Linked DNA regions of Homo sapiens: regions 1 and 2 are each linked to region 3. Evidence: chromatin loops called from intact Hi-C (ENCODE). Cell type or tissue: PC-3. All regions are shown on one strand. Region 1 has its middle 110 kb from the start of RELN. Region 2 overlaps RELN (reelin). Region 3 overlaps RELN (reelin).

Region 1 (2,500 bases), 520 kb after region 3:
GCTACCACTCAAGACCATTGCCATCATTATCTGTCACTGGGAATAGCCTCCTAACTAGGTCCCCCTCTGTACTGTATTCTAGACACAGCAGTCCACTGATTCTTTTAAAGAGCACTACTCCTGTATTCCAGGTCCTATGCTCACTCAGAGTAAAAATCTAAGTCCTTACAATATGAGATCTGAGCTCATATTCCCTCTCTGGCCTCATCTCTCGCCTCTCCTTGACCACTCTGTTCTACTCCACTGACCTCCTTACTGCTCTCAGACCCCCCATCCTCTCAGCTACACTACCCCAGGACGTTTGTACCAGTTCTCCTCTTAGCCTGGACCATCCTTCCTCCATAAAGCCACATGACTAATGTCTCTTGATCCTTAAACTTTTATTCAGTTGTCGCAATGAGGCTTACCCTTACCACAGTATTTTAAATCATCCCCCCCGACACACACACCACCCCGACTCTGGTACTCCGGTACTCCTCTTATATTTCCATCATTGACTTACTGCTCTACGTTTGTGTAATTTACTTTTAATTATGGTTATTGTTTGTTCTTTGTTTCCTTCCACTAGAATGTAAACTCCATTTTTGTTATTTTATTCGCTAGTCTATTCTAATCATCTGGAACATTTAACAACACATATTAAATGAATAAATTAATCACATAACCAGGATAGAAAAATACCTTAGAAATAATCTGATCTCCAACTTGATAGCTCAGATTTTTCAGGATGCATCTAATATACAAACCAAGGACAATCTGTACTCATGTGCTCTAAATTCAGGTATGCTGAGAATGGACTCCTTGGACATGGATTTATTTACAAAGTTCAACTCAATTTCGACCAGTACTCCTAAAATTATCTGTGGTGAAGAAATTTTAAAAATTCAATCTGTCATGAAGCAAGACTTTTATATGTTACAATAATGATGAATTTCTAGAATACCAAAATTTAAAAATACACATACAAAAATAATTAAACTAAAGATAATATATAATGTATGCGTGTTAGGTTCAATAGTAATGTAACTACTCTGTCAAATTGCTATACAAATTTGGAACACTTACTTTTAATTTCTTTTCTTGTGGCATGGTGGGCGAGTAATGACAGTTGGAGAAACACACTGAGGAGCACGTCTAGGCTTGACTTTGAAGCTCACTCTTCAATTGTTCCCTTACCAGACTCTCAATACCGCCCTCTCGTGCCCTCAGTTTAACAGGGTTGTCCTATGCACTTTGCTAATTGTGCTGTCCACAGTGTCTTTCTGGAGGAGACCTCCAGAGCCTTCCTTTGGAATTCTTGCAAATTCTAGTTTTCCAGAAGCCCAGTGAGTTGACCTTCGGAATGTGAGGATAAAGCCTTAGCTTTCCAAAGTTGCTTATTCTTCTCTTTATATTTTATTATGTTCACTCTTATTAAAAAACACATTTCTTAAAATACAACAAGCTTAATACGATTTGTAAGTATAATACCTGGGGACATCTAAAAATAAATCTAAAATTTTATCAATACGTATGAATGAAGTGAACAATGTATTTCTCTTATTTCACAGCAGTTGAGTCTATTGCCTGGATACAATAATAATAAGAATTGTATCCATAAAAAAGATGCGACCATTTAATGTTTTGGGGGAGGAAGTTGAAATATAATTTAGAAATAAGAAAGTAGTAAACTCATATTTCTCTAGATATTTTAAAAATATGATACATGCAAAAAGAGTTCACATTTTAACGTGTTGTAATTTCTCTTCTGAAAAATATCCTGACTGAGGATGTGTGATGTTACCAAGCATTTGTTTTCAGTTTATGTACAGGATTCTCCATGGAGATATGTCCATAACATGAAGGCATCCAATATAGAAAATGACATGCAATGCCTTTATTCTTCCAGTTTAATTAATGCTATGACAACCACTTGGCAGAGACTGTGGTGAAGAGGAGGCCTCTGTAGGGAACTGCAGGTTATAAGCAGTAAGGAGACTGTCAAACTATTATTGGGACCCAACATATCAAAACCCAAGCTTTTTTAGCAGCATCACTGGAGATAAATTCCAAGGAGAACAAGTAACTCAAAAAATTGGGTTGTTTAGTAAAAGGAAAGTTGATAGTGGTAGGAATCATATTTTTAGAATGCATTATGAATACCTAGAAAATGGTTTCCCAAATTTAGAAAACAAAACAAAACAAAAATCCTGGCCAGGCACGGGGGCTCACGCCTGTAATCCCAGCACTTTGGGAGGCCGAGGCGGGTGAATCACGAGGTCAGGAGATGGAGACCATCCTGGCCAACACGGTGAAACCCCATCTCTACTAAAAATACAAAAAAATTAGCCGGGCGTGGTGGCGGGGGCCTGTAGTCCCAGCTACTCAGGAGGCTGAGGCAGGAGAAGGGCGTGAACCCGGGAGGTGGAGCTTGCAGTGAGCTGAGATCGCGCCACTGCACTCCAGCCTGGGCGACAGAGCGAGACTCCGTCTCAAAAAAAAAAAAAAAAAAAAAAAATCC
Region 2 (2,500 bases), 180 kb after region 3:
GTGGCTAGCAAGTGGTAAAAGTGAGATAAACCCAGGCAGTTTCCCAGAATCTGTGATCCTAACCACTATATACCCTGCCTCAAGAACTGTGGGCCACTAAGAGCATGACATTATGAAAAATCCATGGTGCCATTTTAAGAAGCAGGTATTTATTTAAACAGTCTCATTTCAATTTTTTTTTAAAGAAACAGGATCTTGCTCTGCTGCCCAGGTTGGAGGACAGTGTCACAATCATAGCTTGCTGCAGCCTTGAAATCCTGGTTTACATGATCCTCCCATCTCAGCCCCCAAAGTAACTAGGACTCCAGGTGCACAACCACCACACTGACTAATTTTTAACATTTTTTTTTGGTAGAGATGGGGGTCTTGCTCTGCTGCCCAGGCTGGTCTTAAACACCTGGTCTCAAGTGATCTTCCCACCTCAGCCTCCTAAACTGTTGGGGTTACAGGCATGAGCCACCATGCCCAGCTTCAGTTCAATTTTTAAAGAAATGACAAAATAATTTCTTTTTCTTAACAATTCAGTACTAATTTGAGCATAAATCCCAAATCTTAAATGACTTCAGTTCTTCCACATTCATGGCTTCTTGCCCACTAGCTCCATGCTCTAATATTTATGATGGGCATCTAGTATTATGAGGGACTCTGGGGAAAATTAAGCATTAGAATGCAAAAGCTTACACTCAATAGGATCTCAGGGCTGAGGGTACTAACAGGTGTGAAAGTTCCTGCATGAGCCCCCCGCTGGGCAGCATGAATGTTTCCTCAAGGAGGTTCTGTGTTCAAGTATAATCCGTACCCAAGTCCAATTTCAGTGACTGATCAATGATCAGAGAGGACAGCTTCCTTGCCTCTATAACATCTGCTCGTATAGCCAGAAAAGCCAAACAAGTAGATCAAGTACTAAAGTTAATGACATCAGAGTCTTAAACACTTACCTAGATGTGGGTGCACAGTGACATCTGTTGGAGCTGAATCAAGAGAGGAAAGAAGAAAGACAACTGATCAGGAATGAAAGCAAAATCCAGTAATAAAGAGTCACAACACAGTTATAAAACTTAAGTCACATTAAGCAAATCAAATGGCTACAGACTTTTTAGTCTTTTTAGGAGTTTCTGGAACCCTTGAAAAAATAGAAGACAATAAATTTAATGATCTTGTATTTTGTGCCAACACTTATTGGTTAAATCAGAGAAGAGTTTTGCAAAGATTCACTGAATTGTTAGCTCTAATTAAAGATTTTCTTGAAACAAAAGGAATACTTGCCAATTATCCAATAATGAATAACAAAAACCTGGCACAATGATATACATTCTCTCACCAGTATCACAGTGCATATGAACAAGCCAAATCTGAAGCTTCAAGGAAAACAAGGGTTTATTTGCAAACTAGCTGGAAAAGTAGGAAAATTTATGTTGAAATTGAAACTTTGAAAATACAAATTAATAATGGTTTTACACATGAATTTCCTAACGTGAATTGTGTCTCCAGAAGATTTTAACTGTAATTTCCAGTATCTTCTAAATTGTCTGCAAAAACCTACAAGAAAAATTTGAAGAATGTCTTGATGTTAATTATTTTAGACTTGCTTTTCAATGTATGCAATATTTCTGTGAATTCCATGTTAATAATACTATGCTGACACAAGAATAATACTTGGACATAGTTTTGAAACTGATATGTTTTTGCATTAAAGGTAAATCAGCTCTTCTAATAAAAATGAAAACATTTTGTCAAGGTGGATCTGGACATTAAAGGAAAATGATTTTTGATACTCAATTCAGTTACTGGAAGATCTTTAAGCAGGTAAGAAACACTGGGTATGTGGATCTACATTTCAATTGTCAATTTTATGAACTCTTAATACAGGCCAAATATTTCTTAAGATGTGCTATAAGTGTAAAGTACATACTAGATTTTGGAGATTTAGTACACAAAATGTAAAATATCTCATTAATAGTTTTAAATTGACCACATTATATCCAAATGTTTAATATTTTACATATTCTGTGTTAATAAAATACACTATTAAATTAATTTCATCTATTTCTTTCCATTTTATAGATGTGACTACTAGAATATTTAAAATTGCACACGGGGCTTACATTATACTTCTATTAGTGCTGAACTACAGCTAGGAGGGACATTTGTACTGTATATCAATTAGGAAATCGTTATCAAGCAGGAGGTGGTGGAGTTACAAAAGGAAGACCGAGTCACTCAGAGAGAATGTAAGGTATAAAGTGAGGCTGAGAGAAGTAGCTCATGCCTGTAATCCCAGCACTTTGGGAGACTGAGGCAAGAGGATTACTTGAGGCCAAGAGTTTGAGACCAGCCTGAGCAATATAGTAGGAGACCTCGTCTCTAAAAAAAACATTAAAAATTAGCTGGGCATGGTGGTGCACGCCTGTAGTCCTAGCTACTCAGGAGGCTGAGGCAGGAGGATCACCTGAGGCCAGGAGTTTGAGGATGCAGTGAGCTAGAAATGCAACATCACACT
Region 3 (2,500 bases):
CCATTTAGAAGAAGTTAATTAATATGACCATTCATTTTATTCTGTAATAATGAGCTAAACAAAAGGAAACCGTTGAATATCACTTCATTGTGACAGTCTGTTATAATTTATTTTTTTTTTTGAGACGGAGTCTTGCTCTGTTGCCCAGGCTGGAATGCAGTGGCGTGATCTCGACTCACTGCAAGCTCCGCCCCCCAGGTTCACGCCATTCTCCTGCCTCAGCATCCCGAGTAGCTGGGACTACAGGTGCCCGCCACCACGCCTGGCTAATTTCCTTTTGTATTTTTAGTAGAGACGGGGCTAACACGGTGAAACCCCGTCTCTACTAAAAATACAGTCTGTTATAATTTAATGGAATTACAAAAATGGAAATTCCTTAAATCTAGTTAACACTATCCTTGGAAACTCAAGATGAAGATTTTTTAAAATTATACTTTAGTTTCTGGGATACATGTGCAGAACGTGCAGGTTTGTTACATAGGTATACACATGCCATGGTGGTTTGCTGCACCCATCAACCTGTCATCTACGTTAGGCATTTGTTGCCCAGGCTGGAGTGCAGTGGCGCGATCTTGACTCACTTCAACCTCTGCCTCTTGGGCCCAAGCGATCCTCCTGCCTCAGCCTCCTGAGTAGCTGGAACTACAGGCATGCGCCACCACACCCGGCTAATTTTTCTATTTTCAGTAGAGACAGGGTTTTGCCATGTTGGCCAGGAGCTGGTCTTGAATTCCTGACCTCAAGTGATCCACCTGCCTCAGTCTCCCAAAGTGCTGGCATTACAGGTGTGAGCTACCGCATCCAGCCAAGATGAGGAAAAATCTAACTTAAGAAGCTGAATACCATATTTGTTTAGAGTCAGATAATTACCTGTCAGTTGCTGATTTAGACTCACTTGGCTAAATTTTTCACAGCAGGCCTTCAGTCAGTACGATGTAAATTATGCCTCAGTCCATAGCGACTGACAGAGAGTACCTGCTTGACAGGCACACCTCTGAGAGAACAATGCAGATGGAAAGGGAAGGAAATTGAAGGAAGGAAAAATATGACACAGGACCCCAGATTTTGTGAGGAGGTCTAAAAATTTTAAACATTTTCTCTATTTCCTTTCTTCCACTTCTCAAATAATTTAATTGCTCTTTTAAAAAGCAGTTTTATTTTAGGTGTGCTATTATTTCATTTGATCTTAAAAACCAAACAGTTCTTTATTTTACCAGTAGGTGTCAGTGTAGGCATTTAAAATTTCTGGGGACCATTTTCAATAAGTGAATACAAATCAACTTAGATAAATGAGGACGCATCAATTTCAGACATAGAATGTAAGGTTGGAAAAATCTTTGTTTCACACGGCACATGCTAAGAATAATACCAAATGGTTTTCATAATAATATCAAACTTCAGAAAATCAAGCTGGCATACCCTAGACACACAGGCCTTGGTGATGACCACACATGGATTTATGAATTGCAGCATGGTCTTTGTAGAAACCACCTATTTTATTCCAAAGCTAAAGTTATCTTCATTTTTACATATCATAATCTATATACAGAAACATTATTGTATATATTCCCAATAACAGAACAGAATGTTTTAAGTTAGACTACATCGTGTGGTAAATAATATGTTTGTGAAAAAGTATACCAGTTAATACTTGTTACCTGATATTCCTGGTGTCCAGAGGGACCGTCCGGGCTTCCCTTTTCCCAGGGCCATTGAAGTAGAGAGATTTGCCATCGTTAAGTGTTCCACAGCCAGTTCCAACCTGGGCACCTGTTATCTTGTACCACAGAGGGCTGAGCTTCCCCTCAAACCTATCGAACATCTCATTGTGATTGGGGACATTTGACACACAGGTTCCTTGTGCAGCTTCAGAAAAAGAAATAGAGAGGAGAGATGCTTTGTTGGAATCATTCAAAACGAGGTCTATTCAACACATGGGCAAAGGAAGAATGTCCATAGGGATTAACATTAGGGAGAGAGGCCACATGAAAATTTGTATCTCACAACTGTCGGTCTGAAAGACAGCCATCACTACCATCATCAAAAACACTATTCTGCCTCTGTAAATTTTTATTTTTTAATAGAGACAGACATTGGGAAGACATTGGGAACCATACCTTTTCGTAGTTCCTGCTACTGAGGATTTGTGTAAACTGAGAAACAGATTTCATCCACAATAAAACTTGCTCATTTGTTATCCTTCTATTCTAGGATCAATAGGGGCAGTCAGTCTCAAATTTAAAAAAAATCCTTGAAACTGTGAGTGACAGCACTCTCCATAGAAGGCCTGCAACAACATATGTTTGTCTTTGGTCACGTGCCAGATGAAGGCTGGGATACTGAAAAGCTGGGAAGAAGCCTTTTGAAGTTGTCTCCAGGAAAAATAATAAAAAAAAAGATTTTGAAGCTTATAATATTTTCTCCAATTTTCCTCTTTAATCTCAGCTCTTTTCATTTTTGCTTGCAGCAACATCCAAAGGTCACTGTGCTCAGAGATACT

Evidence for each region. Hi-C counts contacts between places; a loop is a spot of excess contacts. Peaks named below come from ENCODE experiments on the same cell type or tissue, not always from the same donor. Only the 100,000 strongest peaks of a DNase experiment are listed, where the experiment ranks them.
Region 1: it touches region 3 in a loop (7-fold over the local background); 5 of 110 quality-filtered maps call a loop at or near these places.
Region 2: it touches region 3 in a loop (12-fold over the local background); 8 of 110 quality-filtered maps call a loop at or near these places.

What each region holds. Positions count from the first base shown.
Region 1 is chr7:104,095,702-104,098,201 of GRCh38, forward strand. No RefSeq gene overlaps it. Among named protein-coding and RNA genes, the nearest start is that of RELN, 110 kb to the left of the region's middle. In PC-3, a CTCF peak has its summit at 1,199 (motif pointing left); no DNase peak of the experiment used is centred here.
Region 2 is chr7:103,752,244-103,754,743 of GRCh38, forward strand. It overlaps RELN (reelin), which reads right to left. Exons shown (of 65, transcript NM_005045.4): 5 at 939-971. Among named protein-coding and RNA genes, the nearest start is that of RELN, 240 kb to the right of the region's middle. In PC-3, a CTCF peak has its summit at 973; a DNase peak (open chromatin) is centred at 948.
Region 3 is chr7:103,572,434-103,574,933 of GRCh38, forward strand. RELN (reelin) reads right to left here. Exons shown (of 65, transcript NM_005045.4): 30 at 1,659-1,866. Among named protein-coding and RNA genes, the nearest start is that of SLC26A5, 130 kb to the left of the region's middle. In PC-3, a CTCF peak has its summit at 1,220 (motif pointing right); no DNase peak of the experiment used is centred here.